Linked DNA regions of Homo sapiens: regions 1 and 3 are each linked to region 2. The links are chromatin loops, found by intact Hi-C in ENCODE. Cell type or tissue: heart right ventricle. All regions are shown on one strand. Each heading gives the region's core, and the rest is flanking DNA. Links, peaks and the distances in the headings are about the cores only.

The links. Hi-C counts contacts between places; a loop is a spot of excess contacts. Peaks named below come from ENCODE experiments on the same cell type or tissue, not always from the same donor. Only the 100,000 strongest peaks of a DNase experiment are listed, where the experiment ranks them.
Region 1: it touches region 2 in a loop (2.6-fold over the local background); 17 of 110 quality-filtered maps call a loop at or near these places.
Region 3: a loop joins it to region 2, with 2.2 times the contacts of the local background. A loop is called at or near these places in 26 of 110 quality-filtered maps.

The regions. Positions count from the first base shown.
Region 1 is chr7:54,232,406-54,238,093 of GRCh38, reverse strand. No RefSeq gene overlaps it. Among named protein-coding and RNA genes, the nearest start is that of LINC01445, 95 kb to the left of the region's middle. In heart right ventricle, for the core only: no CTCF peak of the experiment used is centred there; no DNase peak of the experiment used is centred there.
Region 2 is chr7:54,336,464-54,342,151 of GRCh38, reverse strand. The region is part of intron 1 of LINC01445 (long intergenic non-protein coding RNA 1445); the gene reads right to left. Among named protein-coding and RNA genes, the nearest start is that of LINC01445, 8.6 kb to the right of the region's middle. In heart right ventricle, for the core only: no CTCF peak of the experiment used is centred there; a DNase peak (open chromatin) is centred at 2,941; H3K27ac peaks cover 364 bases.
Region 3 is chr7:54,241,771-54,247,458 of GRCh38, reverse strand. No RefSeq gene overlaps it. Among named protein-coding and RNA genes, the nearest start is that of LINC01445, 86 kb to the left of the region's middle. In heart right ventricle, for the core only: no CTCF peak of the experiment used is centred there; no DNase peak of the experiment used is centred there.

The DNA.
Region 1 (5,688 bases), core at 674-4,673, 100 kb after region 2:
TGTTGAGTCATGGAAAATATATCTGTTTAACATATTAGATACTGTCAAATGGTTTTCTAATATAGTACCAAATTATAGCCCCACTAGCAGGGGGATAGTTTCTCTCCTTCCACACCATTGCAAAACCATTCCCTTATCAATCATGTTAATGTTGGACATTCTGGTGGAGTGGATGTCTACCAGTGATATCTCATTGCAGCTTTACTTTGTCCATCACTGGCTAGAAATGAAATTGAGTATCATTTCATGTATTTTATTGGCCTTTATGTATATTCTCTTTTGTGACGTGACTGCTGAAGTCTCTCATATTTTTTTTTTAATTAGGTTGCCTGATTTCTTACTTTTGGTCAGTCTTTATGCCTTCCAGTACCGGCCACTTGACAATTTTTGTTCTGCATTTCAAATATCTTCTTCTACTCTATAAATTCATCTTCACTTTCTGAATCGTGTCCTTTGGCAAAGAGTTTCTTTTTTTAATAAAAAAAATGATAGCTTTCGGGGTACAAGTAGCTTTTGGTTACATGGATGAATTATATAGTGGTGAATTCTGAGATGTTATTGCGTCTGTCACCTGAGTAGCGTACATTGTGCCTAATATGTAGTTTTAATCCCACATCTGTCTCCTATCCTTCCCCTTTTGAGACTTTATATTAGTCCATTCTAAAACTGTTATAAAGACATACCTGAGACTGGGTAATTTATTAAAAAAAAAAAAGGTTTAATTGGCTCAGAGATCTGTAGGCTGTAGAGGAAGCATGGCGGCATCTGCTTCCAGGGAGGCCTTAGGAAGAATTTACTCATGGCATAAGGCAAAGCAGGAGCAGGTGTCTTCACATGGCTGGGCAAAAGGAAAAGAGACAGGGGAAGAACTACAAACTTTTAAAACAACCAGATCTTGTGATAACTCATTCACTATCATGAGAACAGCACTGAGGAGATGGTGCTAAACCATTCATGAGAACTCTGCCTCCATGATCCAATCACCTCTCATCAGGCCCCACCTCCAACACTGGGATTACAATTTGACATGAGATTTGGGTGGGGACACAGATCCAAACCATATCAATCTCCAAAGTCCATTTTATCATTCTGTATGCCTTTGCATATTCATAATGTAGCTCCCACTTATAAATGAGAACATTTGTAAATAAATGAGAACATTGTACTTGGTTTTCCATTCCTAAGTTACTTCACTTAGAATAATGGCATCCAGCTCTGTCCAAGTTGATGCAAAAGACATTATTTTATTACTTTTTATGGTTGAGTAGTATTCCACGGTATAAATGTACTACATTTTCTTTATTCACTTATTGGTCAGTGGGCACTTGGGTTCATCACATCTTTGCAACTGTGAATTAGGCTGCAATAAACATGCATGTGCAAGTATCTTTTTTGTATAACGACTTCTTTTCCTTTGAATAAAGACCCAGTAGTGAGATGGCTGGATTGAATGGTAGATCTACTTTTAGTTCTTTAAGGAATATTCATACTGTTTTCCATGAAGGTTGTACTAATTTACATTACCACCAGTAGTGTAAAAGCATTCCTCTTTCATAATATCCATGCCAACATCAATTGTTTTTTGACTTTTTAATAATAAGCCATCCTTGCAAGAGTAGGGTGATGTCTCATTGTGGTTTTAATTTGCATTTCCCGAATGATTAGTGATGTTGAGCATTTCTATCATATATTTGGCGACATTTGTATATCTTCTTTTGAATAATGTCTCTTTATGTCATTTGCCCACATTTTGATGGGATTATTATTTTCTGGCTGATTTCTTTGTGTTTCTTGTAGATTCTGGATAGTCATCCTTTGTCAGATGCATAATTTGTAAATATTTTCTCCCATTCTGTGGGTTATCTGTTTACTCTGATGATTATTTCTTTTGTACTAAAGAAGCTTTTAATTTTAATCAGTTTCCATTTATTTATTTTTGTTTTTGTTGCATTTGTTTTTTGAGTTTTAGTCACAAATTCTTTGCCTAGGCCAATGTCCAGAAAAGTTATTTTCAAGGTTATCTTCTAGAATTTTTATAGTTTTAGGTCTTAAAGTCTTTCATCCATCTTGAGTTGATTTTTGTATAGGATGAGAGACAGGGATCCAGTTTCATGCTTCTGCATGTGGCTAGTGAGTTTTTCCAGCACCATTTATTAAATAGGATGTCCTTTCTCCACTGTATGTTTTTGTATCCTTTGTCAAATATCAGTTAGTTGTAAGTATTTATGTATTTGGCTTTATTTCTGGGTTCGCTATTCTGTTCCATTGCTCTTTGCACCTACTTTTATACCAGTACCATGCTGTTTAGATAACAATGGCCTTGTAGTATAACTTGAAGTCTTGTAATGTGATGCCTCCAGATTTGTTCATTCTGTTTAGGATTGCTTTGGCTATTCAGGCTCTTGTTTGGTTCCATATGAATTTTAGATTTTTTTCTAATTCTGTGAAAAATAATTTTGGTCTTTTAATGGAAATTGTATTGAATCTATAGATTGCTTTGGGCAGTATGATCATTTTTACAGCATTGGTTCCTCCAAGCCATTAGTATGGGATGTTTTTCTGTTTGTGTCATCTGTGATTTCTTTCAGCAGTGATTTATAGCTCTTGTAAAGGACTTTCACCTCCTTGGTTATATATATTTCTAGGTATTTTATTTTATTTTATTTTATTTTATTTTTCACAGCTGTTGTAATAGGGATTGAATTCTTGATTTGATTCTCAACTTGGTCATTGGTGTATAGCAATGCTACTGATTTGTGTACATTGAATTTGAAACTTGAGTATTTACTGAATTATTGATCAAATCTAGGAGTCTTTTGGATGAATCTTGAGGGTTTTCTAGGCATATGATCATATCATCAACAAACAGTTCAACTTCCACTTTTCTAATATGAATGCCTTTTTTTTTTCTTTCTCTTGCCTGATTGCTCTAGCTAGGACTTCAAGTACTATGTTAAACAGAAATGATGAAAGTGGGCATCCTTGTCTTGTTCCAATTCTCTTGGGAAATGCTTTCAACTTTTCCCCATTCTGTATGATGTTGGCTGTGCATTTGTCATATATGGCTTTTATTAATTTGAAGTAAACCCCTTCTATGTCTAGTTTGTTGAGAGTTTTTATCATAAGGAGATGCTGGATATTATCACATGCTTTTTCGCAACCATTAAGATGATCATATGGTTTTTGTTGTTAATTCTGTTTATGTGATGTATCACATTAATTCACTTGCATATGTCAAGCCATTCCTGCACCCCTGGAATAAAACCCACTTCATCATGATATATTATCTTTCTGATATACTGTTGGATTCGATTAGCTAGTATTTTGCTGGGAATTTTTGCATCTATGTTCATCAGGGATATTGGGCTGTAGTTTTATTTTTATGTTACATCATTTCCTGGTTTTGGTATCAAGATGGTACTGGCTTCATAGAATGATTTATAGAGTCCCTCTTTCTTAATCTGTTGGAATAATTTCATTAGGATTGACATCAATTCTTCTTTCCATGTCTGACAGAGTTCAGCTGTGAATCCATCTGATCCTGGGATTTTTTTTGTTGTTGTTGACAATTTATTTATTTATTTTTATTACTGATTCAGTGTTGCTGCTTTTTGTTGGTCTGTTCAGGGTTTCTATTTCTTCCTGATTTAATCTAGGAGAGTTGTATGTTTCTAGGAATTTATCTATTTCCTCTAGGTCTTCTGGTTTGTGTTTCAAACTAGGAGTCTCAAATGATCTTTTGTATTTCTGTGGTGTTGGTTGTAAAGTCTCTAGTTTCATCTATAATTGAGTTTATTTGTATATTCTCTCTTGTTTCCTTGGTTAATCTGGCTAATGGTTTATCAATCTTTTTTGTCTTTTCAAAGAACCAGTCTTTTGTTTCATTGATCTTTTGTATTTTTTTGTTTCAATTTCATTTAATTCTGCTCTGATATTTCTTATTTCTTTCCTTCTGCTAGATTTGGGTTTAGTGCGTTCTTACTTCTCTAGTTCCTTGAAGTTTGACAGTAGGTTGTCAATTTGTGATCTTTCAGACTTTTTGATATACGCACTTAGTGCTATAAAATTTCCTCTTAGCAGATAAGCTTTTTGACGTGCTGCTGGATTCGGTTTGCCAGTATTTTATTGAGGATTTTTGCATCGATGTTCATCAAGGATATTGGTCTAAAATTCTCTTTTTTGGTTGTGTCTCTGCCAGGCTTTGGTATCAGGATGATGCTGGCCTCATAAAATGAGTTAGGGAGGATTCTCTCTTTTTCTATTGATTGGAATAGTTTCAGAAGGAATGGTACCAGCTCCTCCTTGTACCTCTGGTAGAATTCGGCTGTGAATCCATCTGGTCCTGGACTTTTTTTGGTTGGTAAGCTATTGATTATTGCCACAATTTCAGAGCGTGTTATTGGTCTATTCAGAGATTCAACTTCTTCCCAGTTTAGTCTTGGGAGGGTGTATGTGTCGAGGAATTTATCCATTTCTTCTAGATTTTCTAGTTTATTTGCGTAGAGGTGTTTGTAGTATTCTCTGATGGTATTTTGTATTTCTGTGGGATCGGTGGTGATATCCCTTTTATCATTTTTTATTGTATCTATTTCATTCTTCTCTCATTTCTTCTTTATTAGTCTTGCTAGCAGTCTATCAATTTTGTTGATCTTTTCAAAAAACCAGCTCCTGGATTCATTGATTTTTTGAAGGGTTTTTTTGTGTCTCTATTTCCTTCAGTTCTGCTCTGATTTTAGTTATTTCTTGCCTTCTGCTAGCTTTTGAATGTGTTTGCTCTTGCTTTTCTAGTTCTTTTAATTGTGATTTTAGGGTGTCAATTTTGGATCTTTCCTGCTTTCTCTTGTGGGCATTTAGTGCTATAAATTTCCCTCTACACACTGCTTTGAATGTGTCCCAGAGATTCTGGTATGTTGTGTCTTTGTTCTCGTTGGTTTCAAAGAACATCTTTATTTCTGCCTTCATTTCGTTATGTACCCAGTAGTCATTCAGGAGCAGGTTGTTCAGTTTCCATGTAGTTGAGTGGTCTTGAGTGAATTTCTTAATCCTGAGTTCTAGTTTGATTGCACTGTGGTCTGAGAGACAGTTTGTTATAATTTCTGTTCTTTTACATTTGCTGAGGAGTGCTTTGCTTCCAACTATGTGGTCAATTTTGGAATAGGTGTGGTGTGGTGCTGAAAAGAATGTATATTCTGTTGATTTGGGGTGGAGAGTTCTGTAGATGTCTATTAGGTCCACTTGGTGCAGAGCTGAGTTCAGTTCCTGGGTATCCTTGTTAACTTTCTGTCTCGTTGATCTGTCTAATGTTGACAGTGGTGTGTTAAAGTCTCCCATTATTATTGTGTGGGAGTCTAAGTCTCTTAGTAGGTCTCTGAGGACTTGCTCTATGAATCTGGGTGCTCCTGTATTGGGTGCATATATACTTAGGATAGTTAGCTCTTCTTGTTGAATTGATCCCTTTACCATTATGTAATGGCCTTCTTTGTCTCCTTTGATCTTTGTTGGTTTAAAGTCTGTTTTATTAGAGACTAGGATTGCAAGCCCTACCTTTTTTTGTTTTCCATTTGCTTGGTAGATCTTCCTCCATCCCTTTATTTTGAGCCATGATCAAGTGGGCTTCATCCCTGGGATACAAGGCTGGTTCAACATACACAAATCAATAAATGTAATCCAGCATATAAACAGAACCAA
Region 2 (5,688 bases), core at 925-4,924:
AATGCTCACTGACTAAAAGCCATTTTTTTTTTTTCAAAAATCAAGGACTAAGAAAGGATGTTTTTCAAGAAACACTGCAAGTTACAGGTTAGAGAACATTTAATCAATCTGATGATTGGAGATAATCCTATTACAACAGCAATCTTATCTTGGTTGTTTCCTAACAGGAATGAAAGAAAATCTGAGTGAAAAACACTCCCAAAATTTAAATGATAAACTTACATTTATTGAAATAGTAACTCAAAAAATGGATCGAAGTTGATGAGTATTTTGTGCTAGTTGCTAGGGATACAAAGATGATTAAAATAAACTCATATTAAAATCTGTTAAACCTGTAAAATAAAATGGATTAAAATCCGTTCTTCGAAGAGTTAGATAAATACACAAAATAATAATTAGTGTAGGAAAAGTGACAGTTTTGCGTTAGGGCAGGTGTGTAGGGGAGCACTTCTCAATTTTTTCTCTAGGTTTCTCACTTACTCTCCAAATGTCAGTGTGCCTCAGGATTTTATCCCTGGCCATTTTCCCTTTACGGACTATTAGCAAGTCTTGTGTGAGATTAGTCTTAACTGGCAGCTATAAGCTGAGAGTGTCCACATCTTTATCTCCAGCCCAGATTCCCTGCTAAGGGCCAGCCCCACGTATTCCACCTTGCATTAGCCATCTGCCAAGTAGACAGCCTAGACCCCTTTCATGTTCATAATGGAGAAACAGAACTCATCATGCCCAATTCTGTCTCTCAAATTTATGTCCTCTCTGGTCTCAATAATTTATTCATTCTACACAAACACACACATACACACACATGCATGCACACATGCACACATATATAACTTAAGTCAGATCCAGAATAATTTATTAAGAATAAAAGTTTAACAGAACAAAATATGCATTCATGGAGCTTATAATTTTTTTACGCACAAAACTAAATTATCAGTCACTATTCTGATAAATAATTTGAATTGTGGAGAGTTCTAATCAAGCCTAATCAAGACAAGTAATAGTCATCCAGGTTACTTAGCCAACATATTACTAGCTTTGATTGGGAAGTGAAGAAAGAACTCCTTAGTAAGTTATATTCCAGTGATCAATCATCCCCCATCATATTTTATTATAATTGCAGCCCTTATCATATTTGTGATTATTTTGATAATTTATTTGTTTACTCCAGTGGTTCTCAAAGTGTATCCCATGTATTCACAACACTTTTGACAGGTTTACAAAAATTGAAAACAATTTTTAATTATACTAAGCCATCACAGTCTGCGATGGCTCAGTGCACGTTGGTGCAGCGGCAGCAAGGTGTACTAGCAGGTCATTGAACTCTTCATTGGCGATACTTGCAGGAAAACAAACAAATAAATGCATAAAACCAGTTTTACTTAAGAATGTCTGTTGGCTGTGAGCGGTGGCTCACGCCTGTAATCCCAGCACTTTGGGAGGCCGAGACGGGTGGATCACCTGAGGTCAGGAGTTCAAGACCAGCCTGGCCAACATGGCAAAACCTTGTCTCTACTAAAAATACAAAAATTAGCCGGGCATGGTGGCACACACCTGTAATCCCAGCTACTCGGGAGGCTGAGGCAGGAGAATCGCGTGAACCTGGGAAGTGGACATTGCGGTGAGACGAGATTGTACCACTGCACTCCAGCCTGGATGACAGAGCAAGACTCTGTCTCAAAAAAAAAAAAAAAACAAGAATATCTTTTGATGAAGCACAAAAAGTTAATTTCACTGTATTTTGAGCTATTAGTACCTGTATTATTAATATCTTGTGTTATGAAATAGGAAGTCTATGTTAAGTACTTCCACAGCATACCAGAGTATGATGGAATTCTTGAGGAAAAGTGCTTGCGAAATTAAGTTGTGAGCTGGACTAGAGACTTTTTCATAAAAAATTATCTTTGCTTGAATAAATGACTGAAGATTCTTTATTTTCTTGAAAATGAATAAAGTGAGCCTATCATAAAACTGATGGTATTTTGTTGCCAATAATAAAATTAAAGCTTTGTATCTGCTACCATTGACAGCTTCCCAAGATTTAAAGTCTTTTTGATGATATTTGAGATGATACTAACAAATGCGATTATATATAGTGTAATCAAATGTGTCAATATTTGGAAGATCTTCATAAACCTGTGATTCATTATTTTTCAAATGACTAATACATGATTTTACAGAATCATGAATGGGTAAAAGATCCATTCAAAGTGCAAGATGAAAGGATTTGTATATAACGGAGTCTGGAAAGTTCACTGATATGACTTCACATCCCACATTGCAATTCATCTTTATGAAGCTGCCTCCCTTCAGTGTAATATCAAAGAATAACTGAAAGGCTATTAAAATATGCCTACCTTTTCCAAGGTAGACTTTCTTTATATGCTTCATCGAAAACAACATGTAACAATATTTAACGCCAACACAGATATGAGAATCCAGCCATCTTCAATGAAAGTAGATATTACAAAGATTTGCAAAAATGTAAAACAATGACACTCTTTTCATTGTTTTAATTTTTTTAAATGGAGTTATTTTTTCATAAAAATATTTTCATGTTAATATGTAATGACTTTCCTGTTATGTAGAAATAAGTAAATAAAATCTTAAAATGCCACAGTGTTAATTCTGACTACAGTAAATATCAGTGGATATAACTCACGTAAACAAAAGTTTTGATGAGATCTCAATTTTTAAGAGTATAAAGTGGCCTTCAGTCCAAGGAGTTGGAGCAGTGCTCACTGGCCAAATATGCTGTCTCTCTCCATTAGAAGGTAAGGATCATGAGAACAGTGATCTTGCCTGACTGCCACCACTTTTATCTCCACTTTGTGGAACACGGCTGGCAAATAGCACTGAGAAGCATTTCCGCTGCAGCTGTCCATGCTTGCACATCTGGTTTTAATTCACCACACCCCAGTAAATACTGACCTGAAGGCCAGCAGCTTCTTTCCAGCTGTTGGCTGAGTCATTTTTACATGCCATGTCCAGGCCATTCAGATATCTCTTCGTCTTCCTTGGGCTAATCAAGTTATCACGGAGCACATGAAAGCCAGGAAAGATGAGATGATATTTTAAAGTTCTACAAATATTATTTCTTTATTTAGGAAAAATGTACTTGCTGAAGATCAGCCACAAAAATGGAATCCAAACTTGATTGGAATACTTTAAATTACCCCGCAATTTTTAAGCGTAGGGTCCTGGCAGAACTTTTAAGAGTTAAATATATCTGCCAATTTCTTTGTCTAATTATATTGAAGATGGTATTTACTTTTCCTACCCTTATATATTGTGGATTTGTAAGGACTGCCTTTCTAAGAGTTGTCACTTCTTATCAGTTGAAACGTCAGAAACGGTGTAGCCCCTCTTAATATATTCCTACTGAAAATTACTCTGCAGTGGTGTTGTAACCATAATTAATTGTTTGCAATTTGATTTGGGATCCACAGGAGAAAAAGGTGAAACATGATTTCCAAGTAGTTATGTTTACCATTATGGTTTAATGACACGCATTAGCCATACAAATGCAAAAGCAACATAACCTAGGGACCGGATTCTAGTACTTTATGCATAGAAGCAGCCAAGTGATTCTCATTAGTGTTTATAGAAGTCAAACCCACCATAAACCTTAAGGCAATGATTACAACATATTGCCTGGTGTTCTTACAAGTAAACACTATCTAAGAGAGAGTAGTTTGGCATATGAATTTCAAAAAGCACTGTTATTCATGTGAACACCCACCGGAGATCAAAGCACATCTAAGCACAAATAAAAGTTTCTTAGTTTTAACTAGTAGTTAGGAGTTTTTAAAAGCTGTAACTCAATAGAGAATGTTTAAGCAGAATGATGCTCACAAAAGTAGTCACACGTATCTGCTGCAGTGACTAAATAGATCTAGGACTTAATTTCTTTTTCCTTAAATCTGAAATATTGACAGATTTTCTACTATGTACTTGAGACTGAGAGTAGTACTACACATAAGTTGCTAAGTGTAAGGGTGATTATTTTTTAAATGTCTCTCCTAGAAAGCTAAAAAGAACGGAAACAAAGTCACAAAAATAACTGTTTATAAACTGTGTACTTAAAAGGAAATTTGATTCTGGCCTTTGGCCTGGCTGGGAATAAACTGGGAAGCTGTTACTCCATCCTAACAACAAGTGAAAAGCTGAATGAACTGAAAATCAACAGCCTTCTTAGACCCACAGAAAAGTGAGGTCTCAGGACAAACCACTATGCCTAAAAGTGGAGAAACAGACAAACAGGTAATGAGAATCACAGCATAGCAAAACAGAAATCTCTGTAGGAAACAGTACCAGGTACTTCACGTTATACTTTCAACAAAAAATTACAAGGCATACTAAAAAGCAAAACATACAGCTTGAAAAGACAGAACAAGCATCAGAACCAGATTCAGATATGGCAGGGATGTGGGAATTATAAGATTAGGAATATGAAAGAATAATGTTAAAGGCTTTGTTGGAAAAAGTAGGCAACACCCAAGAACAGATGGGCAACGTAAGCAGACAGCTGGACATTCTAAGGCAGAATTAAATAAATTCTAGAATCAAAAACACTGTCACAGAAAAATTTTAAATGCTTTTAATGGGCTGGACATGGCTGAGGAAAGGATTTTCATATTTGAAGATATGTCAATAAATACTTCCAAAATTGAAAAGCAAAGCAAAAAAAAAAGACTGAAAAAAATAAAATAGAATATTAAAGGATTTGAGACAATTACAAAAGGTGTAACATACAAACACAGGGAATGCAAGAAGAAAAAGAAAGAGAAAAAGGAACAGAAGAAATATTTGAAATAATAATGACTAAGAACTTCACCAATTAATATGAGACCCAACCACAATTTCAGGAAGTGGAGAGAATACCAAGTAGGATAAGTGCCAAAAAGAAAAAAAAAGCACAAGAAGAGAGAAGGAAAAAGCCCTACACTTATATTCAGGCATATAATATTCAAACTGCAGAAAATCCAAAATAAAGAAAACATATTGACTGAAGCCAGAGGGAAAAACATCTTATTTATAGAGCAGTAATTATAAGAATTACATCTGACGTCTCAGAAACCAGGCAAGCAAGCACAGAACAGAGTGAAAAATTCAAAGTATTGAGGAAAAACCACCAGCCTGTAATTCTGTACCACGCAAAATTACCCTTCAAAAGTGAAAGAGAAATAAAAACTTTCTCAGACAACCAAAAACTGAGGGAATGTATTGTCAGTAGACCTGCCTTGCAAAAAATGCTTTTTAAAAAAGTTCTTTAGAGAGAAAAAAAATTATACAGATCAGAAACATGGAGCTACATAAAGAAAGGAAAGATTTAGGGAAGAAATAAGGGAAGATAAAATAAAATCTTCTATTTCCTATTCTCAATTGAGCTAAGAGACAACAGTTTGTTCAAAATAATAATAACTGATATATTCTATGATTATAGCTTATGTGTAAGTGAAATGAATGAGGGTAATGACACATGGCATGGGAGGGAGGAATTAGGAATATAATACTCTAATACACATATAAAACATGTAAAATAGAATGTCTCTACATTATAATATTCCTTTAACACAAGAAAATGTGCAAGGTGTTATAAGAGAGTTAAACAGTGAGAAGTAATTTAAATTGGGTGGCTAGGTAGGGCCTCTCCAGGGAAGGGTATTTAGGATGAGACTGGAAGGA
Region 3 (5,688 bases), core at 674-4,673, 94 kb after region 2:
TACATCTACATATGTATATATGTATATACATATACATACGTATATACTTATGAGTAACTATTATATAACATTTATACATATATGTACATAATTACATATAACATCTACATATACATGTATATAACTATATATGTTTATATACAGTATATGTAGTATATAACATATATAACTATATATGTGTGTATGTGTATATATATGCATATATATAAATCCTCTATCTCTAGCTCTTTTTCTCTCTGTTTCCCACTCTCTAGACACACACATGATGAAAGGAAAATCCCCCAAGATCAGAAAGAACACAAGTCGTAATGGCTTACCCTGCAGTGGCCAGCGTAAGGGAGCAGAGACTGAGATTTACTATTCACATAGGCTTACAGAAAAAAGACTCATACATTCATGCAAAAAACAAGAAAGAATGATAACTGAATATAACAGAACAAATGAGTGCATTTAGTAAAAATAAAAATTAATTAATTACCCTGATGGCTGGAAAATTCACCTCAAACTATGAACATCTAAAAGATGTAGGGTTATCTTTTAAAATGATGGCTACAATCCCACTACTTGATTGTGCAATGAAAATTATTGGCATAATTATATATCTTAAATTCAGCTTCTTTGGGTTGAACCTATTAGAAAAATATTGAGGAATTAAATAATTTACACAACAGAATATACTCATTACAATTATTCATAATATGAAATTACTCATGCATAATTAAAGCAAAAATTCTGATGATTGATATTGGTGAAGAAGTAGGTATAGAAGTATATTTTTTTACCAGATGCTTCTTAAAATCAGTGTTAGTTCATAGCAGTAAGCAGTAAGTGTAAAGACTAATAATGGAAAACAAAATAACAGGGTTTTTAAGAAAGAAAATTCGTGGAAAGAGAGCAGGAATGTATTGAAAAAAAAATAATTCTGTGATATTAAACAAGGTGAGAGAAAAATGTTAGAAGTTTACATGGAGCTTATGATAATATAAACAGAAGATAAAGTAAATTTAGGTAAAGAAAGAAAGGCAGCTGTTTATTATATAAACTTTCTAGAGTGTCTACTCCACTCTGGTGGATTCAACTGTTGATTAAGGATTAAACAGTGAGCAAAACAAAGTATTTTCCCCTAAGAATTTACAACACAGTGAGGGAGACCCTCAAGAAGCATATATTACATAATGCTTCAAGTGAAGAAAAGGCTATTGATAAAATGAAGTCAGCCCCAGGGGTGGGGAGACCCCTGGGGGCAGCAGGTGAGGAGAGGGCTGCTTTGTACAGAATGGTCAGAAGTCCTCTGCTAAAGTGACACTTGAGTAGAGGTCCTGAGGAAGTGAGGGTCTTGCTGACAGAGTCTATGGTAAATGCAAGAACCCTGGGGTGAGATGATGCTTGCTGTGTCTGAGGCATGGCTTGAAGCCCAGTGGCTAAAGAGGAGTAGCCAGTGGGAAGAAGGACAGGAGATGAGATCAGAGAGGCTGTGGCCAGTGGATACCACTTCTGATGGCTCTCGGACATCAATTCCTTTGCCTAACAGTGATTCCTAACTTCAGCTGCACATTGGAATCATCTGGGGGAGTTTGTAAAACTATGGATGCTTTGGTCTCCTTCTCAAGGATGGGTCTTGGGTATGGCCTGGGCATTGAGAATTATTTTTTTGATTCCCCAGGTGATTATAATTTGCAGCCAAGATTAAGACCACTAGTTGAAAGGGAGGGAAAATGAGAGAGATCTGACAAAAGGAAGCCAGGTGAAATAAGAGGCAAATCAAAGGAGAGTGATTTCTGAATGTCAGGTGAGGACAGGAGTTTGAAAGGAAGAGGGGTTAGCTGTGTCAAATGCTGCCTCTCTTAGATCCAGCCGGATGAAAGCTGATTTGATCACTGAAGCTGACAATGTAGTGATCATTAGTGATTCTGATAAGAGGTGTTTGTTTGAGTGGTAAGAATGAAATCCTGATTGGTGTGGGTTCAAGAGAAAAAATAGGGGCAGAAAAGGTGATATACTTTCTTTTCAAAGACATTTCTGTGGAGCTGAACAGAAGAATCTCCCATTGCTGAAGCAGAATGTTTGCTTGTGAATGCTTCTTGAAGATGTACCATGTTTTCAATAGTAAGAATGCAGTAGGCAGAAAAATCTGATTATCAACCTGAGTTAATAATTGTAAATTACTTTAGAACATTTCCTGGCTTACAGTAAATGTTTTACAAATATTCTCCAAGTGAATAAATTATTCAAGAGAATGCGTAGGGAGGGGGAAATTCCAAGGGAGAAAATCATTGAGTAGCTTAAAAGATGTGACCTAGCTCAGTGTCAGGAAACTGTCCTCAGATGGGTGCTCAGAGACTTTTCCTTTTTAATAGAGTATTAGTTATGTTACATTTGGTGGTAGGACTATAAAGATGCTTTCTTCAGAATTTTTAAATCTGAGTGAAATAAAAGGCAAAATCATCAGTTGGAATATGGGGGTGGAGTTTTGGAGTTCTGAGAGTATGGAGAAAACATGAAATAGTTTCAAACTCTAAGAGGGCAAATTGATTTGGATAATGCAGTAGGATTCCCAGGAGGCAGTGAAGACCCATTGGAGGATTTTGTCAGGAGTCAATGTGAAACCATCCAGCAAGGTTGTGTGTCTCTCCAAAGGCATTGGTTTGCCTCTCTCCATAGGTGTTGGTTTGCATGTTTTATTTTTAAAATACATTATAGAGCTCTCCCTAATTCCATTTTAATAACCTGTATACCTTTCTATTGTATGAGTATATTAAAATTTATTCCACCTGTGTCAAATGGCAGATATTTGTACTGTTTCAGTATTCTCACATTAAAAAGAATGCCAAACTAATAGCTTGACTCATGTCATTTTACATTTTGCCAGTTTTTATTTGGGAGCATGCTGGGTCAAAAGATAAATGCATCTGTTACTTTCCTAGTTGCTTTTTACTTGATATTTGGACAATATCAAAGCATGAAACACTGTCCTAGAAAATCATATAAAAATAGAGACAAATACTTCCAAAAATTTATGATAATCAACCTCACATAGGCTCTCAACACTACTCAGCAAGCCTACTAGTTTTCTCTGCCTCTCTCCTCTCTTCACACCTACTACACCCACCCCTTACAGGACCCCCTCATGCTCATGGAGGGACCACAGCCTATTCTTCTGATTCATGGGGAGAGTCTGAGCCTGCAGATGGAGACTGTCTGCTGCTGCATCTCCAAATGCACCTGCATCTGCACACTTCTCTTCGTGGCTGTTCTATAACAGGAGAGGTACATCACCTCCAAATAAAGTCCAATTAGGCTCTCTTCTGCTTTATGAGAAACCATTCATTGTCAATGACCAATTCTCTCTCTAGTATCTAGTAAACTTATTTTTCAATTGAATCATTCATCAGCATCTAAGTTCTTAGAGTTTTTCACATCTGAAAAATGATCTCCATGAACTTCCCTTAATTTCCGTGATACCATATTCCTACTGTGTTTATACCCCTTCTCTTCTAGCTCTTTTAGTACTATTTTTAGGCTTCTCTTCCTCTAGTAGACCATTATGTATTAGAGTTTCTCAAGGCTCAGTCACTGTCTCTCTTCTCTTTTCATTCTTTGTCTACCTAGGCCAATTCATCTATATCCACAGCCTCACTTACTCGCTAAGCACTGATGATACCTGAACCTAAACATTCATGTTTCTGGCTCAGAAGTCCTTCTCCTCACTCCTGACACTCTTACTGACTTCTTAGGACACAGTCCAAATCCTGCCCCTGTTCTTCTACTTCCCAGTAGCTAAGAATAATTTTTATGTTGTAAAGAGTTTCCATATGCATAATAAATAAGTAAATAAATAAATAGAAAAAATATGCAATAGTGACCATTCGTGGCATGCACAGCCCCAAATATTTACTACCTGGCCTTTACGAATCTTGCCAAACCTTGTTTTAGGTGACTCAAACTCTCATAAAAATCAGTACACTAAGTCTGGATTCATAGTCTGGATCCTCCACCTTCCTACAGCATATTTCCTCATGAATGACATCATTATTATTGATGGATATAAATCTCAAACCTAGTGCTTATACCTGCACACCTTACTCTCCATTACCTCCATTACCTCCTATATCCTATCTATCATCATGCTTTATATTTTAAATAACTCTTTAATACATCTACCAGTATTTATTTCAATGTCATCATCCTTTACACATTTACATTTCTAGCTTTCCCATAGCCACTGCTCACCCCTTCATGCTCACCCCTCACCTCTTCGTCTGCCCTTCATGGTCCTTCTAGAAACACCTTTCCTCCACAAATTGCTGATCATTTAACTCTTCTTTAATACTTCTCAGTGGATTCCAGTTGATTACAGGACCAAGAAGTGGTCATGATCCAGTTCTCCAGGCTTAACCCCCCACCTCCCTGCCCCTCCCCGTCTCATGCTGGCCTCACCTGTTTTCTTTCCCAAGCTTCATCAGGTTATTTCCCGCCAAACGCAGGGCATTTCTGTAGTGATTCACTGTGGTTGGAATGTTTCACCAGCAATATTCCTCTTTGTTTAATTCCTAGTCATCACCTAGATTGCACCTAAACGTCATTTCTTCGAAGACTTTCTTGACTTTCTATTTAGGTCAGGTTCATTTAAAAAGCTCTTCTTCAATATTCCGCATATGTGAATCTGGGCTAACATATCTTCCTTCTTGATGTGATGAAGTTTATGAGGGGACATAAGTCTGTTTGCTTACCATTGTGTTCCCTGAACTTAGCACAGTGCCTGATAACTATAGCACTGAAAATAAACATGTCATCAATGAATGGATTGAGTCTCTGACAAAAATTTATTATAGAAAATCAGTTGAGAAATAATTCAATAAGCAATTATGTACAATGGACTAATGATTTTTTAAAAAACACAATTAGGTATTTGTCTCATACCATCATTCAAAATAAATCCAGGAGAGTAAGATAGTTCATACAAAGTAAGGTACTAGGAGGCAATGTGTTTGTGGATGACTTTCTAAGCATGATCGCAGAGGCGGAAATCAAAAAAGAAATAATGACAAGATTTGACTGCATTAAAAATTTCAGAAAACCACACATAAGCCCTGTATTAGTCTGTTTTCATGCTGCTGATAAAGACATGCTGCTGATAAAGACTGGGCAATTTACAAAAGAAAGAGGTTTAATTGGACTCACAGTTCCACCACGTGGCTGGGGAGGAATCAAAATCATGGCAGAAGGCAAGGAGGAGTAAGTTACATCTTATGCGGATGGCGGCAGGCAAAGAGAGAGCTCATGCAGGGAAACTCCCATTTTTAAAACCATCAGAACTCGAGAGACCCATTCACTATCACAAGAATAGCATGAGAAAGACCTGCCTCCATGATTCAATCATCTCTCACCAGGTTCCTTCACAATATGTGGGAATTATGGGAACCACAACATGAGTTTTGGGTGGGGACACAGAGCCAAACCATAACAACCACATACAAACTTCTGCATAGAAAAGATGATGAAAATGCACATTGAAAAACAATTTATATTACAGGATATTAATAGTCTTTAAACATGTAGAACTCACTCCATTGCCTTATTTGTCACAGGATTTCAGGTAAAATCCTAGAAAATACAGTGCTGTGTTTACCTATGTGGCTTCATGCCTCTATAACTTTCACTTGGAACTCATTTTATATTAAATCTATC